Linked DNA regions of Homo sapiens: regions 1 and 2 are each linked to region 3. A link is a contact called in ENCODE Hi-C or POLR2A ChIA-PET data. All regions are on one chromosome and are shown on one strand. The core of a region is the stretch at or near the end of the contact, and the rest is flanking DNA. Distances in the headings are between cores, read along the strand shown.

Region 1 (3,977 bases), core at 368-2,867, 67 kb before region 3:
CTGCCACCACGCCCGGCATGAAGTTTCACCATGTTGGCTAGGTTGGTCTCGAACTCCTGACCTCAGGTGATCCGCCCACCTCGGCTTCCCAAAGTGCTGGGATTACAGGCGTAAGCCGCTCCTGACGTCTACCTTGAATTTTAAAATAGCAGGTGTGCTTCATGGTGCTCAATTGGATATGCTTCACAGGAGTAAACATGTTTGGGAAATGTTATCAAAACCAGGAAGGCATAAATTGCTACCTTTCTATGGGATGGCAATAGACAAGTTCCCAAGAGAGGCAGCAACAGACCCCTAGGGGAGAGCCTGGCAGGGTTGTGGACTTCCTGCATGCAGGCGCCCTAGGATCCTGGGCTTCTTCCTAGACCCTTCCCTGGGTTTGAGAGACAGGGGAGCGAGGCAGGCTATGGGATCCTATATGTATCATCTTAGAAGTAATCAGATACAACAAGGTAGCTGGCATCTTAGCAAATCACACAGCTGGAAGACTTTAAGTAAATCTCTGTGGGGAGCCAGAGGGCTCAGATCTGGAAGGAGACAGCTGCTGGATGAGGAATAAGTAACAACTGAAAAGTCAGGGCAGCCCAGTGGCAGGCCCCTTACCAGTGGGGTTGAGGAGAATGACAGGCTCGCTCCTGCAGCCACTCAGGTACAGGCAGTTCATCCAGGAAGCAGTAAGGGACAGAGGGAGAAGAGAGAGGACAGGGATCCAAGTCCCAGAAAGGAGTATAAGATGGAGACTTTGTCTTAGAAATTGACATGAAAGCTTACTTGCTAGGACAAAGGCAAGCAAGGGTCTCTGGAGTGTTCTCAATTCTGTGAAGGCAGGATCAGCCCAGAGCTGGTTAAGATGTGGAGCCTGATGGTGCCAACAGGTCATGAGGCCATTCAGGGAAAACAAGGGTTAGGAAGGAGGATGGGGACCCAGGCACATGATGGCACTAGAGGTCCTGAATTCCAAATTCCAGAATCTTTGAAGTGGTGTCAAGATTGTGTCTCAGGATCACCGGATATAGCTGGTCCTTGGGATGGAATGTGGCGCTGTCCTGACAAAAGACCTGAACTTGCCAACTGAGAGCCTTTGATTCACGTGCTCTGAATTTTATTGCATTTACTCCAAATGCCACTGGGCAGTTGTCCATGCATAGGCTGGAGAAATTAATAGGAAGGGCAAGAAAACATGAGAAGTATCATAAAGAAATACTATAAAGGACAAATAAATGAGACTGGTAGTGAACTAGACAGACACAGAAAATAGAGGACAGAAATTCCCAGAACTGCTTCAAGCACGAAAGTGCAGTGGCCCTGATCTCTGTAGAAGGAGGAGTGTGAGGAGGATGTGTGTTCAGAGGAGAGCGAGTGGCTGTTGTCCACTTGTTTCTTTTTAGAAGACGGAGGGATATTTGAAAGTTCACTAGATATGGACACATTCTCTGCATTCTTCTTCTCTTTTCGTTCTTTTTTGTTTTTTGTTTTTGTTTTTTAATTCTAGAAAAGAATTGTTTCTTATTTTCCTCCCGAAGATGCAACCAAATGCCCTCTTTTCTGGAAACATTTTAGTTGCAGCTTCACAGACTCCATTTACGGTTGACATGCATTCTTTCCCCTATGAACACACCTCAGCAGCCGCCAGAGGGAGACTTTCCACACACGGTTTTTGCGAAGAGAATTTCCTTGGAGATTACTGCACCCTACATGATACAAATTCCTCCCCACGTTCCCCTTCACAGGCAGGGCTTCTAATCTTGACAGTTCCCAGAGCAGCAGTCATGGCTATATCAGGCAATTATACCATTGGGAACATTAGGGCTGCTTTGTAAAACCATAAGCACCCAAGAACAGATACTTTAAAAAATGTAAAAACAAGACAGCAGTGACAGCAGAAAGGACACAGCAGCTGAGTCACCTCACTGCATTTCTCCACATCCTAGCCCCTAGGAGGATGCTCTGCGGGGCCCACGGGAAGGGCTGAGTGCCACATGCCAGGGACCCCAGAGGTTGGCAAGAATGGCTTTGCCTAGAGACCATGCTTCCTTTCAGGTGTTGCAGGGAGAGGTGGCAATTCTGTTTCCCACATTAAAGAAAAAATTGACCGGGTGTGGTGGCTCATGCCTGTAATCCCAGCACTTTGGGAGGTCGAGGCAGGTGGATTACTTGAGGTCAGGAGTTCGAGACCAGCCTGGACAACATGGTGAAACCCTGTCTCTACTAAAAATACAAAAATTAGCTGGTGTGGTGGCAGGCGCCAGTAATCCCAGCTACTCGGGAGGCTGAGGCAGGAGAATCGCTTGAACCCGGGAGGCAGAGGTTGCAGTGAGCCGAGACTGCACCACTGCACTCCAGACTCCAGCCTGGGTGACACAGCGAGACTCCATCTAAAAAAAAAAGAAAAAGAAAAAATTAAATTTCATGACTTAGTGAGAAATGGTCATTTTGGGGGTCCATTGCTTGATTTTTTTTTTTAAATCTTCTTAAACAACTCTGAATTAAAATGTCTGAGAGAACACAGTGACTCATGCCTCTCCACTTCCCAGCTTTCCAACTGAGCAGCCCACTGGGTTGGAGGTATCTTGCCAAGAGGGAAGTATTTTTAATTTGGGCTTTATCTGTCACTCAGCTGTGGTCATAGAGACTGGCAGGAATGCATGCAATTAGAAGAAGAAAGAACACCTTTATGATTCCATAATATTAGTATTTAATGCCTTTTGGATGTTTTGGATAGCAGTCTTGTGTAAAGAGACAAGACATGAATACATGCAAAAGCAAATGAGAAAAGTCAGCATTTATAACACTATATTTGGGGATTCCAGAATTGGGTAATAGAGGACAAAAGTGTGCATCTCTAAGGAGTTATTTCTGTAGTTCAGTTCACAAACTGCAGAGTGGAATAAGCTTAGCAGATAGAAATAAGACATTCAGTTTTTTATTAGAAGAGAAACACACATAATTTGGTAGGGCTATTTAAATTTTTGAGTCAAACGAATTTTGTTGGCATGATGACTTCAGCGAACCATCTGCAAGGCTATCTGAAAGGACTCTAAAATAAATGAAGGGATTATTCCAGTTTATTTTGTGGAAAGAAACATTTTCAACTTTTCAGGCTACTTTTTTTTTTTTTTTCCAGGAAACTTCAGGGGGTTAGAATGCAGTTTTGCTTTGCTCTGTATACCTCCTTGTCAACAGCATTGTGCTTGTATGGTGCAGTATTATAGTTGCAATGAGTTATCTGTATTTATCCCTTAAAAATTTGCTGGAAAATATGGAGCTAAACATATCATACTGATTTAGTCGCAGTATAATTCTTCATAAAAGGCTACTCTGCCCAAACCATCAGACCCCAAGGAGCATTAAAATATTGTTTCACCAAGGGCCCAGGACTTAAACACAATTCCAGACTCAAAATGTCATTTTAACTAAGGTGACCATATATCCCAGTATAATAATAATAATAGTAATTATTATTATTATTATTATTTTTGAGACAGAGTCTTGCTCTGTTGCCCAGGCTGGAGTGCAGTGGCTCGATCTCGGCTCACTACAACCTCTGCCTCCTGGGTTCAAGTGATTCTCCTGCCTTAGCCTCCCTAGTAGCTGGGATCACAGGCCTGTGCTACCACGCGCAGCTAATTTTTGTATTTTTAGTAGAGATGAGGTTTCACCATGTTGGCCAGGCTGGTCTCGAACTCCTGGCCTCAGGTGATCCTCCCTGCTTGGCCTCCCAAAGTGCTGGGATTACAGGCGTGAGCCACCGCGCTCGGCCCCCAGTATAATTATTAATGGTGCATTTTTTTTTTTTTTTGAGATGGAATCTCACTCACTCTGTCGCCCAGGCTGGATCGCCCAGGCTGGATTGCCCAGGCGCAATCTCTGCTCACTGCAACCTCTGCCTTGGGGTTCAAGTGATTCTCCTGCCTCAGCTTCCCAAGTAACTGGGATTACAGGCACTCACCACCATGCCTGGTTAACTTTTTGTATTT
Region 2 (3,790 bases), core at 129-2,628, 120 kb before region 3:
GGTGCAGTGGTTCACGCCTGTAATCCCAGCACTTTGGGAGGCCGAGTGCAGTGGCTCACGCCTGTAATCCCAGCACTTTGGGAGGCCGAGGTGGGTGGATCTCTTGAGGTCAGGAGTTCGAGACCAGCCTGGCTAACATGGTGAAACCCTGTCTCTACTATAAATACAAAATAGCCGGGCGTGGTGGCGGGCACCTGTAATCCCAGCTACTCGGGAGGCTGAGGCAGGAGAATCACTTGAGCCCAGGAGGCGGAGGTTGCAGCGAGCCGAGATCACGCCACTGCGCTCCAGCCTGGGAGACAGAGCAAGACTGTCTCAAACACAACAACAACAACAACAACAACAAAAAACAAAAAGCAAAAGTTAGCCGGGCGTGGTGGCGCGCGCCTGTAGTTCCAGCTACTCAGGGGGCTGAGGCACGAGAATTGCTTGAACCTGGGAGGTGGAGGTTGCTGTGAGCCGAGATCACAACACTGCACTCCAGCCTGGGCGACAGAGCGAGACTCTGTATCAAAAAAAAAAAAAAAAAGAAAAGAAAGAAAGACACAATGACAAAGGCAGAGTTCACCTACAGAGGGAATGACATCAATACATTAGGAATATTTTTAATACATTAAATCCCTTTGGGGTGTTTTTGGACACCTGGCTTGTCATACTATGAACAACAGAATTTCCTTAAAAAGTTTTTATTTTAGAGACAGGGTCTCGCTCTGTTGACCAGGCTGGAGTGCAGTGGCGCAGTCATAGCTCACTGTAGCCTCAAACTCTTGAGCTCAACTGGTCCTGCCACTTCAGACTCCCAAGTAGCTAGGACTACAGGTGTATGCCACCACAACCAGCTAACTTTTACAAAATATTTTTTGTAGAGATGAGGGGGACTCGCTCTGTGGCTCACGGCCGTCTTGAACTTTGAATACCTGGCCTCAAGCTATTTTCCTGCCTCGCCCTCCCAGAGTGCTGGGATTACAGGTGTGAACCACCGCACCCAGCCCTCATTTATTTGATTTCTTCAGAGAGGCTCATCTGTTCCTATATTTAGAAATGTGGAACTTTTCCAAAGAAGACAACCTTCATTTTTTTCATACGGGCTTTCAAAAGAATGTGATGTCCTTTTGGTGTTTTAGATTCTCACCTATGAGGTATAAACAAATCGCCTTGCAGACAAGTCTCAACACAGAACACATGCTGCTTATCACTGGCAAAGACTTGCATCAGCCTGCCACCACGGCTGGCTCATCTTGTCCCTCCAGGCCTGTGCCTGCTGGAACACTCCCACTCCCCATGTCTGAATACACCACTTCGGTTGGACCAAGAGTTTCCAGCTCGGGTGGCCCCTCCTTCCCTGGAAATAAATAGCTGCCTATAGAATATCAGAGTCATTCTGACTCAGGGGTGACTCAGCTCTTCCATGACCTGTGTTCCCACTTCTCCTTGATAAGGCCAATGTTTTGGCCCTACTGGTGAAAATATGTAGACCTAACATCTATCTCCCTGCTCCAGTTTCAAGAGAAAAGACCTTATTCAGAGAAATATTTAGAAGACTCTTGTGGAATTCTTGCTGTGAGTGGTTTTTCCTTCCCTGCCATTGGTGCGACTGTTTCCCCCTTCCGTCAAATTGCTGTCTAGATGTTTCTCTCTGACCCCAATTTTCTCGGAGTTTGGGATTATCAATCTAAAATCAGAGGTGAGAATTCATCAGTGTTATCGATAAGACTTTGCAATTATTTCTTTCAAACTGAACTTTTTCCCTATTCACTTATTTTTCCTCATTGCAAAATAATCAAAGCATTGATGAGTGTTTCTGTTTAAATTCAAAGGACATTCCACCTTTAACCTTAGCATTCATGAGACACAAAATGGGTTTTTCTTTTTGCTGATTTAAAAAGCTGCTATGAAGCTGCACAGTGCGGAAGAGGGCACCCCTGCTCCAGAAAAGAAGAAACAAAACTGCCTGCCATAGACACTTGGTAGGGAGTGGCAAATGGAATCTTGGTTTGTTTTTCTCTTAGGACTTTGACAATTATTTTTCCTTGAAAAGAATAAGAGAATCTACCTAAAATATTAATACTAGTTTCAGAGCTCTAGGATAATATAGAGCAGAGTCTCTTTTTTTTAAAAAAGGAAAGCGGTTTCATTTCTGACAGTGGATTTCTTCCACTGATGTGCACACTCTTTGACATGAAAAGCTGCACGAAGCTGCCTTGAATTCATTCTGCAGATGGAAAGTTGCAAGTACGGTAATTAGCTAAGCAGTGGCAAGGCCGACCATCTGAGGTTTGATTTCTCATCAAGAGATAGTGTCCGACACACGTGCCACTGAGCATGCTTGTAAGAGTTCCACGTTTCAGATGCACTGAGAATGCATGCATGGAACACACGTCCCCCCAGCCCAACAACCGCACTCCCAAATTGCCCCTGCACACATATATTCTAACACGGTTACAACACAGCATGCTCCCGAGCCTCAGACAATAAGCTGCCCAAAAAGATGCTCAAGCAACAGTCGCAGTGGGCCTGACTTCTGGTATCCGCAGCCACTCCAGAGAACTTCCTGTGAGCCCCAGGGACTCAGAGGAGGCTGAGTGATGAGGAAGGTGGCCAGAGGCTGCCGGACTAGCCCCAAGCAGTCACTCTGCTTCCTGCCTTTGTTTTCCCTCAAACTCTCATCTTTCTGGAGAAAACAAAACCCTGTCCTGGGGGTGTAGACCAGCCATGACACCCACTAATAACCTCTAGCAAAACAATAGTTTTAAAATTACTTAATGCTCTCTTGACTTTCTGACTTTTAAAATGAAAATTGTATTTTGTCACTGTATCCTTTTGTTGGCAAGTGGAATACTGCACTCAAACCAAGCAGGCAATGTAAAACTATGACTTCAAAGCCATTCCTTGATAAAACATCAAAACGGCCCAGAGTGAACCAACTGTTATCTGTAATTCAACAGATAATTAACTGAAACTCAGTGCTCAAATTGCTACTGGGAGTTTCTGCAGCCAAGGTCATTCTCATGGTGCTGCTTGATTTTGTTTCTGTGTCTCTTATATCGTTTTAGGCAGGGAGGAACTTGGATTGTCCTTCAGTAAAATTCCACTTTGATGCGCAAAGCGAACTTGAATTTCTGCTTGGCCTACCACAGGCCTGCAACATGCACTTTCTCCTCGAGGTGAGAAGGTCTTTTTCTCTCCACTCTGAAACACCGCTGCCTGCACCTTTTGCTGAGTTTAGAGTAGCATCATACTTTCTGCCACGAATGCCACAAATACTGCCTTTTCAACTTGGTTTTGTAAAATGTAATGGTACTAAATCCGCCAAAGGGATAAAGCACCCTTACTTTGGATTTGCCAGTCCCATGGGTACATAACTGACCTACTACTCTCCCACCTCCCAACCTTGAAACTCCAGCCCCCTGAACGGCCTCACCACTCCAACCCCCACTGCAATTTCCCACTCCCCACCTCCATGCATTGCCCATTCACCAAGCCAGCCACATCTCCCTTTAAGTTGAAAACTCACCCGAAAGCCCACTACCTCTTCCATGCAGCCTCCCCTGATTAAGTGAGGATGAAGAAACCTCCAAAGCATGGCCGACAAACTCCCAATAAACGAGAACACACACCCCCCCAAAACAAACACAGAAACTCACAAAAGAAGAAAATGACACATTCTCTACTTTTGATTTGTGAAACTCCTATGGGGCTAAGGAGATCAATTTTATACCAATAAATCATTTCAGAAAATGAAGTCATTTTAATATTCTTGGGGTTACTCAGCAAAACACTTTGCTTGGAC
Region 3 (3,922 bases), core at 998-3,497:
AACCTGATAAATTGGATTTAATCAGAATTAAAAACTTTAGCTCTGTGAAATACCTGATTAAGAAGATGAAAAGATAAGCTAGAAATAGAAGATAATTGAAAATCACATATCTGACAAAGGATTAGTACCTAATATAAATACAGTACTTTCAAAACCCAACAGTAAAAAACAAGCAATCCAATTAGATAATGGGCAAAACTCATGAAGAAACACTTCACAGATAAACCCAGGAGAAGAGTTCAACATCACTAGTCATTAAGGAAATGAAAATTAAATTCACAATAAGATAGTACTCCACTCCTATCATAATGACTACAACAAAAAATTAATGACAGCAACAAATGTTGGTGAGGATTCAACGAAAAGGGATCATTCATACATTGCTGGTAGGAATGTAAAATGGTACAACCACTCTGTAAAACAGTTTGATGGTTTGTCTAAAACCTGAATATGCAACTACTATATGACCCAAGAATTGTACTCCTGGGAATTTGTCTTAGAGAAATGAAGCGTATGTTCACTCAGAAACCTTTATAGGAATGGTTACAGCAGCTTTGTTTATAATCGCCCCAAATTGCGCACAACCAGGATATCCTTCAAGGAATGAATGGTTAAACTGTAGTACATCCATGGAATACTTCTCAGCAACAGCCTGGATGAATTTCCAGAGAACTATGCTGAATGAAGAAAGCCAGTCCCAAAAGGTTACATACTGTGTGATTCCATTCATGTAAAATGACAGAGTTACAGAAATGGAGAACAGATTGGTGATTGCGAGGGGTAAAGAAAGTGGTGGGGTTGGGAGGGAAGTGGGTGTGGCTATAAAAGGGCAACATGAGGGACCCATGCAATGATGGAAATGTTTGTATCTTGACTACCAGTGTCAATATCCTCTTTGTGATATTGTTCTACAGTTTTTTGAAATGTTACCACGGTGGGTGGGGGGGGAAAACTGGGTATAAGGTGCATGAGATCTCTCTGTACTATTTTTACAACTACATGTTAATCTACAATTATCTCAAAATAATTTTAATCTCAAAATAAAATTTTAATTAAAAAAATCCCACCTTCAGACAATGAATGAGTCAGGATGCAGGAAAAACTAATAGTGTGGTTCACCATCTAGTTCAAAGCTGGACATTGGAACTGAGTTTGTACCTAAGAATAAGTAGAACCAAGTTAGTCTCCAAATTTTTAAACGTCTGCCATGATGAACCAGGGTCTGTGTGTGTGGCAGTGAGAAGAGCACACTTGAAGAATGTACTCATGGGTGGACTTGGGACCTGGTTGGAGACAGGCACTACTATGCATAAGGCCTGCATCTTCCATTTTCCCTGTCTGATAGGTCAGTGCTGTCACTGTGGGAGAGAGAAGGCAGGCAGGAGAAGGGAGGTGGTGGAATTTTCCTCTTATTCTTCTCTGAGTCTCTAGAAATTTGGGTACTTCTTAATGACCAGACACATGTCCTGAATATTGCTCCTGCCTTACCCCCACATCACTGGCTACTGCAAACTCCTAATAGTCACCTTGATGCCATAATTAAGGCAAAAAAGACTGGAGGTGGCCATAGGAAAAGGCATTTAAAATACATTTTGATGTGCCATGAAACACAGATGAATGCCCATTCATTGGCTATGTTTTACATGGGCTTTAGCTGTAGAAATGCAACAGCTCTGAAATTTATACTTAGAGAAAATAACTACTCATTCATCTGAACAAAAACATAAAAGTTTTCCAGGAAATGTGAAGAATCATTAACTTCACAGATTCTGAACAGAAAGTATAATTGCATACGCTATAAGGCAGAAGTATATTTGAAAGCATTTGTGAGTGAAATGGAAACATGCCCCATCAATCCATTATCACCAGAATCACATAGTATTTAAATGGCCACAGATACTCTGACTAAATCAATTAGGTACAAAGACAGAAATAATGAGTACTGTTGGTGGTCAAAAGCTTTTCCAGATAGGTGTTTAGGTGTTGGAAAGATGACTTCTACCCACTTTTATTACCTTTATGCCATGGTAAATTATAGTAATTTCTTATGCCTTGGGTGAAAGAATGGAAAGATAATATTCACCGTATTGAGGATGGTTTAACTTTTCTATAGAGAAGCACCGAACAATCACTACCACATGAAAAGGGATAAAAGCTTTCTGGTCAAAATGTACTCTATTATGCTAGCAATATAAGCTATTCGACATATTCTGTTGTGGAAATTCCCAAGCTCCCAAGATTCCGATAAGGAACGTGCTGCACGAGCTCAGGGCAGCAAGGAGATTAGACAATAAATAAACAAAGCTCCCCTTTCACAAGCTGCGGTCCCATGGCTGAGAATCCGCTCTTGTTCTTCTCTCTTCTAACCCCTGGGTCTTGTTCTTCCCTTCCTCTTCTCTGGGTCTTTATTAATTGGGCTTTGTGTCTATTCTAATGAAAAAGGCACCGATGCTCCGTCCCACTCCTTCCTGCGCCCCCGTGGAAGGACGGTGGGGGGACGACGGCGTAGGTCCAGGGGAGCTGAGAGTGCGTCTGTGTTTCCCCGGAGACGCGCTCGGCCCGGGGGCGGGTGGCGGCGTCAGTCCCGGGGAGGACCGGCAGGGGGCGGTCGAGGCTGAGGACTGCGCAGGACCGCCCGGGCGGGACGTGCCGTGTGTACTGCGGGACTTGCATAATACCACTCTCCAAGTCAGGGTGCCTTCCAGGAAATCCTGAGCGAGTTGCTCATTCAAGTTTTTCCATGTTTGACGTTGGTGACTTAATCAAAGAATCAAAGGATGTCAGGGGCCTGGATTGCTGTTATCTTCTTTCAAAGGCTCTCCTTCAACGGATAAAAAATTAAGGCTCAGAGCAGCTCTGGGTCTAACTAGCTAGTTAGTGGCAGAGCTGACGCTGTAACTGAGGTCTACTAACTGCCTGCCCTAGCTCTGAAAAAAAAAAAAAAATCCATGTGGCCACTGCCAGCTTCTATTTACAAGATAAATTTCTAACGCTGAAAGAACATTCTCTCCTCTCCCGGTCCCTTCTGAGTTCGCATTTCTGTGGCTTAAGCTGCAAGTGGTGAAGCTTATTTCGGGAACAGAAGCGCAAATTTAAAATACAATAGAATTATGAATAGATTGCAATATTTGACTATTTTATAACAACCATAGACTCTGATGGTAAAAACAGTTAAAACCTAAGCCTTTCTTTCTTTTCTTTTCTTTCCTTTCTTTCTTTTCTTTTCTTTCTCTCCTTCCTTCCTTCCCTTTCTTTCTCTCCTTCCTTTCTCTCCTTCCTTCCTTTCTCTTCTTCTCTCCTTTTCTTTCTCTCTTTCTTTTCTTTCTCTCCTTCCTTCTTTCCTTCCTTTCTTTCTCTCTTTCCTTCCTTTCTCTCCTTTTCTCCTTTTCTTTCTTTCTCTCCTTCCTTCCTTCCTTTCTCTCCTTCTCTCTCTCTCTCTCTTTCTTTCTTTCTTTCTTTCTTTCTTTCTTTCTTTCTTTCTTTCTTTCTTTCTTTCTTTCTCTTTCTTTCTTTCCTTCCTTCCTCCCTCCCTCCCTCCCCCCCACCCCCCTCTTTCTTTCTTTCTTTCTTTCTTCTGTCCCGGAGATCTTAATGAGCTCCTTGTGTATTCTTTCTTTCTTTTCTTTCTGGTCTAGTGTAGCTGCCTGTCGTCTTTTAATATATTTAGGAATAAGGAGGCTTTGTGAATTTTACATTCATGTGATCATTTTGGGAATTTTATTAATAATATTATTATATCCTCAATTTCTGAGCCCCACCCCAGAACAATTAATTTAGGCTCTAAGGGTGTTTTTAAAAACAGGCTATTCAAAATGTGGTTCTTGGACCAGTGGCATTGGCACCCCCTGGGAGCTTGTTAGGCATGCAGAATCACAGGCCCCACTTCAGACCCGCTAAATTAGCATCTGCATTGTAACAGGAC

The links. Hi-C counts contacts between places; a loop is a spot of excess contacts on that map. ChIA-PET counts read pairs that join two places held with the same protein, here RNA polymerase II (POLR2A). Pooled maps may share reads with other maps.
Region 1: a map of heart right ventricle shows a loop between it and region 3 (4-fold over the local background). The contact joins two enhancer-like sites. A Hi-C loop is called at or near these places in 34 of 168 maps with a recorded cell type or tissue (Caco-2, Calu3, G401 and 23 more), 1 of 37 single-sample maps with no recorded cell type and 24 of 50 pooled maps. POLR2A ChIA-PET finds 5 or more read pairs at or near these places in 1 of 52 experiments (K562).
Region 2: a loop to region 3 is called in a pooled map, with 2.3 times the contacts of the local background. The contact joins the promoter of DLGAP1-AS6 here to the enhancer-like site in region 3. A Hi-C loop is called at or near these places in 1 of 50 pooled maps. POLR2A ChIA-PET finds 5 or more read pairs at or near these places in 5 of 52 experiments (AG04450, HEK293, OCI-LY7 and 2 more).

What each region holds. Positions count from the first base shown.
Region 1 is chr18:3,702,199-3,706,175 of GRCh38, forward strand. The region is part of intron 7 of DLGAP1 (DLG associated protein 1); the gene reads right to left. Among named protein-coding and RNA genes, the nearest start is that of DLGAP1-AS6, 51 kb to the left of the region's middle. Within about 2 kb of position 1,618, at least 5 of the 41 ENCODE cell types and tissues checked have a DNase peak (open chromatin) inside an H3K27ac peak, as active enhancers do; they include adrenal gland, dorsolateral prefrontal cortex and heart right ventricle, where a contact is called at or near this core.
Region 2 is chr18:3,651,652-3,655,441 of GRCh38, forward strand. It overlaps DLGAP1-AS6 (DLGAP1 antisense RNA 6), which reads left to right and starts at 1,379. Exons shown (of 3, transcript NR_188002.1): 1 at 1,379-1,560; 2 at 3,054-3,164. All of the region lies in intron 7 of DLGAP1 (DLG associated protein 1), which reads right to left. RefSeq lists enhancers at 933-2,132, 1,178-1,472.
Region 3 is chr18:3,768,909-3,772,830 of GRCh38, forward strand. The region is part of intron 5 of DLGAP1 (DLG associated protein 1); the gene reads right to left. Among named protein-coding and RNA genes, the nearest start is that of DLGAP1-AS3, 110 kb to the right of the region's middle. RefSeq lists a silencer at 2,499-2,718. Within about 2 kb of position 2,248, at least 16 of the 41 ENCODE cell types and tissues checked have a DNase peak (open chromatin) inside an H3K27ac peak, as active enhancers do; they include adrenal gland, dorsolateral prefrontal cortex and heart right ventricle, where a contact is called at or near this core.